Regions from separate parts of the Homo sapiens genome. Here all the other regions are linked to region 2. Evidence: chromatin contacts called from ENCODE Hi-C or POLR2A ChIA-PET data. All regions are on one chromosome and are shown on one strand. The core of a region is the stretch at or near the end of the contact, and the rest is flanking DNA. Distances in the headings are between cores, read along the strand shown. Region 1 overlaps GMDS (GDP-mannose 4,6-dehydratase). Region 2 overlaps GMDS (GDP-mannose 4,6-dehydratase). Region 3 overlaps GMDS (GDP-mannose 4,6-dehydratase).

What was found. Hi-C counts contacts between places; a loop is a spot of excess contacts on that map. ChIA-PET counts read pairs that join two places held with the same protein, here RNA polymerase II (POLR2A). Pooled maps may share reads with other maps.
Region 1: a map of endothelial cell of umbilical vein shows a loop between it and region 2 (4-fold over the local background). The contact joins two enhancer-like sites. A Hi-C loop is called at or near these places in 8 of 168 maps with a recorded cell type or tissue (PC-3, aorta, ascending aorta and 5 more) and 4 of 50 pooled maps. POLR2A ChIA-PET finds 5 or more read pairs at or near these places in 1 of 52 experiments (IMR-90).
Region 3: a loop to region 2 is called in a pooled map, with 2.2 times the contacts of the local background. The contact joins two enhancer-like sites. A Hi-C loop is called at or near these places in 7 of 168 maps with a recorded cell type or tissue (IMR-90, aorta, ascending aorta and 3 more) and 7 of 50 pooled maps. POLR2A ChIA-PET finds 5 or more read pairs at or near these places in 4 of 52 experiments (BJ, GM12878, MCF 10A and 1 more).

What each region holds. Positions count from the first base shown.
Region 1 is chr6:1,915,614-1,919,290 of GRCh38, reverse strand. The region is part of intron 7 of GMDS (GDP-mannose 4,6-dehydratase); the gene reads left to right. Among named protein-coding and RNA genes, the nearest start is that of FOXC1, 310 kb to the right of the region's middle. Within about 2 kb of position 1,495, at least 8 of the 41 ENCODE cell types and tissues checked have a DNase peak (open chromatin) inside an H3K27ac peak, as active enhancers do; they include ascending aorta and endothelial cell of umbilical vein, where a contact is called at or near this core.
Region 2 is chr6:1,623,316-1,626,761 of GRCh38, reverse strand. GMDS (GDP-mannose 4,6-dehydratase) reads left to right here. Exons shown (of 11, transcript NM_001500.4): 10 at 2,222-2,290; 11 at 2,531-2,956. The coding sequence ends at 2,593. Among named protein-coding and RNA genes, the nearest start is that of FOXC1, 15 kb to the right of the region's middle. RefSeq lists an enhancer at 2,165-2,274. Within about 2 kb of position 1,846, at least 7 of the 41 ENCODE cell types and tissues checked have a DNase peak (open chromatin) inside an H3K27ac peak, as active enhancers do; they include ascending aorta and endothelial cell of umbilical vein, where a contact is called at or near this core.
Region 3 is chr6:2,027,024-2,030,659 of GRCh38, reverse strand. All of the region lies in intron 4 of GMDS (GDP-mannose 4,6-dehydratase), which reads left to right. Among named protein-coding and RNA genes, the nearest start is that of GMDS, 220 kb to the left of the region's middle. Within about 2 kb of position 1,944, at least 2 of the 41 ENCODE cell types and tissues checked have a DNase peak (open chromatin) inside an H3K27ac peak, as active enhancers do; they include endothelial cell of umbilical vein, where a contact is called at or near this core.

The sequences.
Region 1 (3,677 bases), core at 246-2,745, 290 kb before region 2:
AATGGTTGGGCTCTCACTATAGAGAGAAAAGTGAGGGAGACCTCTGAGGAGCAGTCAGGACTTTGTTAGCTATCTCATGTCGGTCTCTCTTGGGGAAGCTCCTTGAAGGCAGGACCTGGATCCTATCCCTCTTTATCTTTAATCATCCCTCCCAACATGCCTGGCACATAACAGATGCCCAGTAAATACCTGAATTGGATCTCCCTGCCCATCATTTCTTTATAAAATTATAAAAATGAAATCTGTATATATGAAATGTGTTCCATTTCTCTTACTATTAAAAGATGCTTTCTTTAGCTAGCACAAGACATTGCCCCCAGAATATGATCTTACCACACTTAGGTTGAGTTGTGCTAGATTTACTTGATATCAGCAAAATGTTTGCAAGCACCTTTCTTTCTGGTTGAGTGCAGATCATAAATGAAAGGAAGTAACGTCTATATGTTCTCACACAGTGGCCAGTTTCCTGATTATCTCTAGATTCTACTATTATTAGACTTTATTCCTAGCTTTATTTTTACTTTTGATTTACTTATTTATTTTGAGGTAGGTCTCACTCTGTCACCCATACTGGAGTGCAGTGGCATGATTTTGGCTCACTGCAGCCTTGATCTCCCAGGCTCAAGTGATCCTCCCACCTCAGCCTCCTGAGTAGCTGGGACTACAGGCATGTACCACCATGCCCGGCTGAATTTTTTTTTCTTTTTAGTAGAGATGAGGCCTCCCTATGTTGCCCAGGCTGGTCTTGAACTCCAGAGCTCAAATGATCTGTCCACCTCGGCCCCCCAAAGGACTGGATTATAGGTATGAGCCACCATGCCCGGCCTTATTCTTATTTTTAAAGGAAGAATATCTGAGCAGATAGAAAAATGGAAAGGCAGAAGGATAAACTGGCCCTGTTTTACAAAATAATATTTAAAAATCACTAATATACCATTAGCTTATAAGACCAAGTACCCATGGGAGTACTTGATGATATTGACATCAGCTCATTCAGAAACCTTTTTGTGTGATCATCACTCTATTTCCTCTCAGTTTTCAAGGATCTCATTTGTTAGAGGATTCTTCTAGAGAGCCAGAGTTCCAAGGAGGGCTCTATTATTATGGAAAACCGTCACACTCTCCCATCCCTTCTCTTCTCCCCTCTCTATCCTCTCTCTCAGTCTGTACCCATCACCAACACATGCAAATTAGAAGCAGGTCATGTTGTAATAATAGGACTTTATTTTTAAATACATATAGAATTTAAAGATTCTTATGTATTTATTTGACAGTGGCTCTGGGAATATCTGTGGAAACAGTGCAGTAAGAAGAAAAGAAAAGCCTTCTGCAGTACCATTTTCTGTCCCTCGTGAGTGTGATTTCATTTCCTCCCTGGTCGCACATCACCCACATGCTCAGACGACATATCCCTGTTCTTGGGTCCGTCCTCCAGCTTCTGACTCACAGAGCAGAGCGATAGTCTGTGGGTGCCTGTGTTGGAGGGTACAGGTTGCATTCCAGGAAGGTGACTCGGCTGGCATCCTGCCTCTCGGGGCATTCTGTCACCAAGTCCACAGGATACAGATACCCCATTCAAGGTAGCAGAGCTGCGCCTACTTTGTCTCAACAGAAAAAGGCAGAGATGAGGATTTCAAGGGCTGCATAGTTTCATGTGCTTTTTCTTACAGTGTGTCCTTTAGTCAAGAATTACTTGCTGGTTTTGCCTGGGTCTCAAATTTCAAGTTTGAAAATAAAATATAAAGATCTATCACTAGAACTTATTTTAAACCCTGGAAGATTGTCCTATTCTATTCCTGTAGTGCTTTGTCATTTACATCTTTGTATTTGATTCTCCCAACACATATTTGACCATGGTTAGGAGAGCACGGATTGTTTTTTGTCATTTTCATAGGAAAAGGCTGACATTGAAAGGAGAAACCCTTGTTTGATGTCTTCTCTTGGTATCAGGCAGTGGGTTCCAGCCCTGCTCTGCCAACTCCTCAGTGCAGTGACTTACCATGATACTGTGCCATGTTTCTGGGCTGATTTTTGGTATATTTAGTCATTCTTGTGAGATTTTTAAAGTCATTTTTTTTTAGTGACTTCAAGTGTTGATTGTGTAGCAAACGTATTCCTCTCGCTAGGTATTACATATAAACTAGCATCTCTACTGCTGGCCTAATACCTCTAATCATCCTGTGAAACCACTCCAGTGTGAGGAACTGAGTGTGAAGGAAACTGTAGAACATCTGAGGAGCCACATGTGAAAAGGCCAGTCCCTGTGTCCTAAACAGACTTCCTCTACATTAAGCAGTCCTTTAATAGTTGTACAATCATATAATTTGAAGAAGATATCCATTCTGTACAGGAAATACAAGTTTAACAGAAGTCGTTTCATTTGATCCTTATCTTCAAAAAAAAAAAAACCTGAAGAAGCTTGAAGACGTGGCATGGGTGGTTTAGATTCCATTGCCTTTTGTCAGTGGCAGTAGAAGCCTCATTGTAGTTAAGCATCTGCCTGGGCCTCTGGGAAAACAAAGCATCATTAACTGGCTGGCTAATGAGTCATCTATTAAAATTATCCCTAATGAATTGTGGGTTTGCTTGTTTAATTGCGCGTGGTATTGTGCTCTCAAATGTTAGCAGTCCAGTGGGGCTCAAAGAAATTACACTGGCTTTATTGAGCATTTCAGTAGGATTCTTCCTAAGTCACTGTGCCACGATTGGCTCTCTCTCTTTCTCTCCCTCCCTTTTTCGTCTCTCTCTCTTTCTTTCACTCTCCTTTCCCTCTGTTCATCCCTACCTCTCTTTTTCCCTCTTCCCTTTCCCTCCTTTCCCTTCCCCTCCCTTCAGCTCATCTCCTCTCTCTCTCCCTTTCTTTCACAGATTGTGGGGTAGGAATACAATATGAAAACTCTTACTTTGGAGAATCTGCGCTAATGGCATCTTGAGTATGAACAGCCCCCCACCCCCGCACGTGAAGGGTTGATAGAGCCTGGTGAGCAGCTGGCAGACGCCCCATTTTCCTTCAGCTGCACCCTCACGTTTCATCAGCGCTGGTCACTGTGGGCGTGCTACCTTGTAACTAGGTGGCTGCTGGTCTTCCTTTCCCTACAGCCATGTTGTCAGTCTAGAATGGGGTAGCAAAAACATCATAGGAATAAAGGGCTAAACTACGTAAAAACCATGATTGTATATTGAAAAATGCTTAATGACAGTTTTTACACCAGTAAGAATGCCAAGATCTTCAGGTACAGCTTAGCTTCCACCTGCGAAGCCTGCGTGAGCAGTGGCTGGGCGGGACATGTCTGAATGGTGAAGGTGTTGCCACCTCCCAATATGGCCCTTTCTTTATGAACAGCTCTAATGGTCAGTTGTTATTTTAAAGTCAAAGCCTTCCTTGAGCCTGAAACCATGAATTAAAATATCCAGTTAGTCTTTATTTTCAAGTTCAAAACCTTATTGCGTACTGAAAATGCATGAACTACTGGACACTTTTACAAGCTTACTTTCACAGGAGTCTGGTAAGATACGTGCTATTCTCATATTTTTCTCACTAGAGGGAAAACATAAGGCATAGAGAGAGAGGCTTGCTGAGTCTGGCCCAGATCAGGCGCGTTCATTCGGCCGACCCTTGTGCTGGCTGTACCCTGCACTGTGATGCTCTCTCTGCCTCCCACATGGCTGCCAGAGTC
Region 2 (3,446 bases), core at 597-3,096:
CCAAGCCTACCAAGATTATTTGAAGCCAAACTGGGTTTTAGGGTTTTGCTGACTATGAGTTCACAGCCATGAAATGCATCCTATGTCGTGCTGGTTGATTTACAGCCAGTGTGATGTGATTAAACAATAACCATGTTTCTCCACACCGTCTAGCCGCTATAGGATTGAGAGAGGGGAGGGATGGGCTGCATGACTCCACATTGCACAGCTTCCTCTGGGGAAAAAGAATGAGTATCTTTGTGTGACGCTTATAGCAAAATAGAAGCCTGTAGAAATATATACAAGTTTATTTAGGGAGGGGAAAGAAAAATAAATTACTTCGTTTTTCTGCTTATATTGCTATTTCCTTGTAGCGCTATGTTAAATTGCTAATTACTACTTTTTGTATTCTACTTTTCCTGAAGAATCTGTATATGGACTTTTAGGGCCAGCAGAAATAACTTGTTTTAGTACTATTAACACTCTGGGGAGGAAACTGGTACTTCAGTGTATTGCGAAATGCAAAGCGTTTGAAAAAGTAGTGATGGATGATGAGAACGACAGCGAGAGTCGCTGCGTGTACTGCTGCAGCCCCATTGCAAGCCCACGGTGCAGACATTCAGCAGGATCCAGACAGCCTCTGCTCTAGAAGGCTCAGCAGAGAAGGTGAGCTCCAAACCCAGGGCAAAGCAGGTCCCACCCCTGCCCTCTCGACCATCATGAATCTAGAACAAATTCCCCACCTGCCAAGTTTCAGGGAAGTCTGAAGAAAATAAGCAGGAAAGGCTTTCAGTGGCAGCTTGACTGGCTGTTACTTTCACACGATGAAACTCCTTTTAGGCTGTTCTTTAATTTGTATGTAGCTGAAATAGAATGATCGAGTATTTCTCACCTTTAAAGATCGGCTATTTTCGTACGGCCTTTGCGTTCGGTTTATTTCGAGGAATCACATCTGATGTGTTATTTGACGAGTACATTTGTGTATGCAAAAGCTAAATATTTATCTCACTTCTAGCAATTATGTATCTCAAAGTCTTTTTTCTTTCTTCCCTCCTTTCTTTCCTCCCTTTCTCCTTTCCTCCTTTCTTCCTTCTTTCCTATTTTGTAATTCATCTTGAAATTCTCATCTCAACCTTCATGTCAGTCAGTCTTCACAGAGCTGTAAGAAAGACATTGGTGAGTAGGGGCTGAGAGCAGGATTAAGTTCTTCTCCGCTGGTTTTCTTTTAGCCAGCCTTCCTTCCAGGGAAGCCTCTTAAGTCGATGGAGATGAAATGCCCTTGTTTCCTCGAGTGGAGCAGTTGGGGAAAGCGGGAGGAGGAAGGCACTGCCAGAGGGGACGGTGGCGGGCAGTGCGGGGTCCTGCAGAGCTGCTGGCTGCAGCTCCGCTCGTGGAAGTACAAGTGGGTCGAGATCGGCATTTTCTTAGGAACAGAATCGAACCGAGTAGAATAGGGGTAGAATAGAATAGACCGTCTACAGCGTTCCTGGACGCTAAGCCTAAGAATTGCTTCGTGAAACTCCAGTTTCGTTTTATGAACGCGTGTGTGCGGGAGGCGACGTGAACTGACTTGACTGTGGGTACGAAAAGCCCAAAGCCACCGCCCAGGAAGAACCGCGCTTGGCTGCGGCCCGGGAAGAAACATCCACGGCCGCGTTAGAAAGAGGGTCGCACGCTGCCGCCGAGGTAGAGGGGTCCCCGAGTCCTGGGGCCTCGCGCCCCACAGCCCGAGTCCCTTCCCCGCGGGGCTGGTGGCTTTGGGTAGGACGCGCGCTTGGCGCGGCCAGCCCTGCGGCAGGAGCTGAGCGGCGCAGGGACACGGGCAGCTGGGAGGGGCGCCTGGTGATTTACTCACTTCCCTCCTAGCCAGAGAAGTGCAGCAATTCCAAACAGTTCTCATAGGAGCGTCCCTGACAACTTCATGTTATAAAAAAAAAAAAAAAAAAAAAAAAAAAGCATTAAGAGCCCAAGGGACGCCTTGGGGAGAAGAGGTGTGGAGGTAGCTGGGGGTGGATCGCGGTCACGGTCCTCACGGGTCCGCACAGCACATTCTTAACCGCGACCTAGTGATTTACGGCGCCGAGAGCCGCAACTGAACGCGCACAGCAGGGACCGAAAGCAGGGAAACCCGGAGCCTTGTGCGCCCAGAGGGAGCGGAACGGTGGGAGTTCCCGGGGCTCGGGACCTGCTGCCCCCACCCCCACGACCCACGCCTGCTTCGTCTCCCCCTCTTCTTCCCTAGGACTTTCTGCAGGGCGACTGCACCAAAGCGAAACAGAAGCTGAACTGGAAGCCCCGGGTCGCTTTCGATGTGAGTATCTCTTAGGGCGCACGCCGCCCGCTGCGGGGCCCCGGGCTGCAGGGCGGCAGCTCTCAGGGTCGGGCGCCTGAGGCGCCTGCGATGCCCAAAGCCCGGAAGGCGGGGTGCGGGAGAAGTGAGGGGAGCTGGAACGAGGGACGCGGAGGCCTCTCTGGGGCCGACACCCGGGGTGGGGTGTCACCAGGAGAGAGTGGCAGAAGCTCCTCCCTCACGCCCACCCCTGTGTTGCAGGAGCTGGTGAGGGAGATGGTGCACGCCGACGTGGAGCTCATGAGGACAAACCCCAATGCCTGAGCAGCGCCTCGGAGCCCGGCCCGCCCTCCGGCTACAATCCCCGCAGAGTCTCCGGTGCAGACGCGCTGCGGGGATGGGGAGCGGCGTGCCAATCTGCGGGTCCCCTGCGGCCCCTGCTGCCGCTGCGCTGTCCCGGCCGCAAGAGCGGGGCCGCCCCGCCGAGGTTTGTAGCAGCCGGGATGTGACCCTCCAGGGTTTGGGTCGCTTTGCGTTTGTCGAAGCCTCCTCTGAATGGCTTTGTGAAATCAAGATGTTTTAATCACATTCACTTTACTTGAAATTATGTTGTTACACAACAAATTGTGGGGCCTTCAAATTGTTTTTCTCTTTTCATATTAAAAATGGTCTTTCTGTGAACTAGCATTCACAGGGTCAGTGTGGATGTTTTCTCCCAAGTTATGAACACGGCTATAGGGGTCCCCAAACAACCCCACAATCCAGGCCTTGGAATGAGATCGCTGTGGTCAGGCCTTGCCCTGTTTTGAGAAAGCCCTTGGTGGGAGGACTCCTGCAAGGCTAAGGGGGGCGGGGGTGCTCCGGCGAGCCTCCTCCTTAGTCTTTGCCTGGGACATTTCTTTCCCCCTCCTGGTGACAAGTCACTCTGGAAACCTAGTTCCTGCAGAAGGGAGGAATTCACACCCTGGCTGGTCTCTGCTGACTATAATTAGAACCCAAGGGCTCTCACCCATCTGAAAAAGAAGTCTTGAGAAATAGAGGGGGGTCAGAAGAAGAAACTTGAAGGTAAGCAAATACTGTTGGAACATTCCATGGCAAAGCCACCAAGTTACCTAGAGGTCTCTGAGCCTGTGCCTTTCCTTGTGGTCTAGAATCTTTTACACAGTGCTTATTTGCA
Region 3 (3,636 bases), core at 695-3,194, 400 kb before region 2:
TAGTTCCAAAGGAACTGTTATAGAGTGAGTCTTATAAATTCTTCTGTGTGCACATGTCATTCATCCCCAGAGGTCATTTAGAGCCCTGAGACTTACTGTGGCCAAATGTGTTGTACAAACTGCTGCAAATCCTTGGGAAATTTAAATAAGAAAGGGTTTTATATGCATTTTATGTAGGGAGCAAGGTCCATGTAAAATAGAAGTTGGGACAACATTGGAAGTTGTGTGCTCCCTCTTAACCTCGTCCTACAAATTCGCAGATGCTGGAGAAAGAACAGCAAAATTTCCTCCAGGTGCTTTACAACCACCAGATTCAGATTTGCCTCCCTTATCTTTTTCTTGGCTCTCCAGCATCACAAATTTGACACAGGTGTTCCCATGCACCACCCCCACACATACTTTAAGAAGATGTGGGCATATATTATCTTTGTCCACTTTTAATTTCGAAATGATCTTGCAAAGACCAAACCCACAGACTCTTGTGGAGGAGATGGACAGTAACCAGCAGTGATGGATCTGTCTGGTTGTGCAGAGCATGCTGTGGGAACCACATGGGCTGTGTGTTGATCTCTGTGTGGGCACCCGCTTCCCTCCTCCTCCAACCTGCCCCCTTCTCTGGACTGTCTTCATATCACTGGGAGAAAGGCAGTTCACGAGTTGGATGTAATGCATGCTATCTGTTTTTATTGTAGAGGTTTGACTAGGACCGAGTAAAATCCTTAGGAGGCCCCCAGCACAGAAGATAGTATTACATGCTGCTCCTGTACACCCCAATATATAATTCAAAATGACACAAAATTTAAATTTATATTTAAATTAAAGTACCTTCTTCAAAATATTTCTTTGGAATATTTTGATGTCAAAATTTTAAATAAATTTGTTAAAGATAAGCTTTTCTTTTGGGGTGACACATGGAATCCAAGCATACACTTAGTAAGACTTATGTGATCCAGCATGGGGTTGGCCCCAGATCCCTCCAGAACACAATTCAAGATTATTTCATAATAGAAGTGATGCCTGACACAAGTCTTGTAAAATGAGCAAAGTGTTTCCAGCCTTTTTAAGTTTGCCACTTATACTGGGAGGAGAGGTTGGGCTGGACTGCAGGTGCAGTTGGCAAAACTGTCCTGTCAATGCAGACATAATTCTGGGAAATTACCAATACCCTGGACAATTTGCAGTAAATTTTTGCCAGGTAGATAATTTATCTGCTTTTAATATCTCTTAGTTGAGGTGTTAAGAAATAGCAGAATGCCCCAAGGATTACTGATAGGTGGTGAGAAGGAATTTGAGGGGAGTCAGAGACAGGGCAGGTTGACAAACCGGACAGTCACCTGCTGAGTAATTAAATAAAGGTTATGATTTATTTTAATGTAGTTGCAAAATATCTGGTTAGGGTGTGTGTGTAAATATATGTGTGTGAGAGACAGACACACACAGACACAGGCAGAGATGGAAGAAGCCAAAAGGTGATGTCCACAATTAAATTTAGATTAATATTTGCTGGGATTTTGATTGGATTTACTTTCTGTCTTGAAAGAGATTAAACTTTAACAAAATGCTTTCCAGTTCTTAAACATATATAATTATCTATTTTTTAAAAAAGGTATGGTAAAGGTCTTAATTTCTGCCATCTCATTCCCTCTGGTTAAAAAAAAAAGAAAGAAAGAAAAAAAATCACCCAGCAGAGCCATCTATCTTGTATAATCATCCTCATAAACCCCTAAAGTATGCTTTGCTCCCAAAACATTATTGGCATGGATCCTGGCATACAATCATCACACCAGTAATTACAGCTGTTAACTGGAATATAGTCGTTAGTATTTACTAGCCTCTATTATGAACACATAAATCATTTCATAAAACGGTGAGTGGACACATTACTTGTCGTTTTGTTTATGTTAGACATTCTCTGCAGGTATTCTACATGAAAGTTAAAGCATTCTGAGGCTCTTTTTGTAGACTGTGCTTATCATTAATAGAAAGCAGCATGTGTGCATCCTGCAAGCCCATTTCCTTATTTAAAGTGGGCATCCTTCCTCTGCTGAGATGTGCTTCCTCTTTCGTTACAAGACTGAAGATCAAGCCTTTGTAAACCCTTAAAGGTACATCCCTTCCAAATGACCTTTTGTCCTGAGCGACGAAGATGTATTGTTTAGTCCACTCAGAATTACATGGGGTGTCCTAAGAATTTTTGTTTTGGTTAATTAAATTTGGAAATGTGTCATTTTTTCCTATTATAAAGCATAAATGAAAGTCCAGTCAAATTGATTTTAGAGTTCTGGTAGATGAGATAATTGCAGAAGCTAAATGATTTAGGGTTTAAAAATGTGTTTAGCTTTTCTTCACTTAGAGAAACTTAAAACATATTTAACTTAAGTGAACTTGTCTGTGCTTCTTTTAATCTTATAAGGTGAGTTTATATCAATGTCATATGCTAAGCAGTCTTATGAATTAAACTAAATGGAATGAGGCGCTGTTTGTGTGAACAAAAGTATTCATTTTACACATAAAGATGTTTGTTCAAAGAAGCTAAAATGGAGATCTAAATCAGAATTCATTGAAATATGTAAGATATTGTTTTACAAGCTAGATTTTTTTAAGGCGGGCCCTTTAATAGTAGCTTTCGCCAAGAGTTCTGTTTTTCTTTAAAGTTTTGAAGCTTTTTTTAAACCTTTGTTCAAAGAACTATAGACACTAGAATTTTTTTAAGAGTCCAAAAGTGTAGAAGAACAGGACTCTGCAGTGGCAATGAGTTTATATATTGTATCATGATAGAAAGCCAATTTGATTAATATGACAAAACCTCCATTTTCTTCTACTGTACATGTTCAAATTTTGCAGATCATTTTGTGAAGTTTTTACTTTCCGTTAAAAATATATTTTTAATAAAAACTTTTCATAAACTTTATGAAATGTAAATTTATGGCTTCTTGCTGTGTCTGTATTATTACATGCTATTTACCCTGTTTTCTAATAACTGTCTTGTACTCTGCTATTTCCTTACATTTGTTTCTGGAAGAATCTTCCTTGCCTTTAGCTGCCATGTTCATAGAGCAGTAAGTTCTGCTGTTGTTTCTCACTCCTGCCAAATATGCTTATCATTATGTTGATGATTTCTCTTCCTATTCCAAACCCTAACACTTTTCTCCTGGACTTGCAAGAATTTCTCCCTCCATCTCTGCATATTTTATATATTCAAATAAAAATCTTTCAAATTCCCTGCTTTAAAATAAAATCACCTTAGCCCCTTTCTGAGCATGCTAAACTCAAAGGAAAAGAAAATATTAATTAAGCCCTGGGTTGCAGAGCTTTCTACCTGTGAATCTCTCTATATCTGGCTGCCTTTTTTCTCCCATTACCTTCACTTGTTCTGCCCATGCAGCCAGTCTCACACAGAGAATGTCCTTGCCCAAAATGTGTTCGCTCCTTCCTCTGGCTGTGTCCACCTGTTCCACGTTTTTCTCCAAGGACTTCATTCTCCCTCGCTTCATAAGATCAGAATGCTACAACTTCCAGAGTACCAGCCAGGGTCCTCTTCTTCATGGAGCCATTTAGACACAATGATCTTGTTTCAAACTATATTCTCTGGTTCCTGTTCTTAGTTTACCATTATGCTTTTGATTATGTACATGC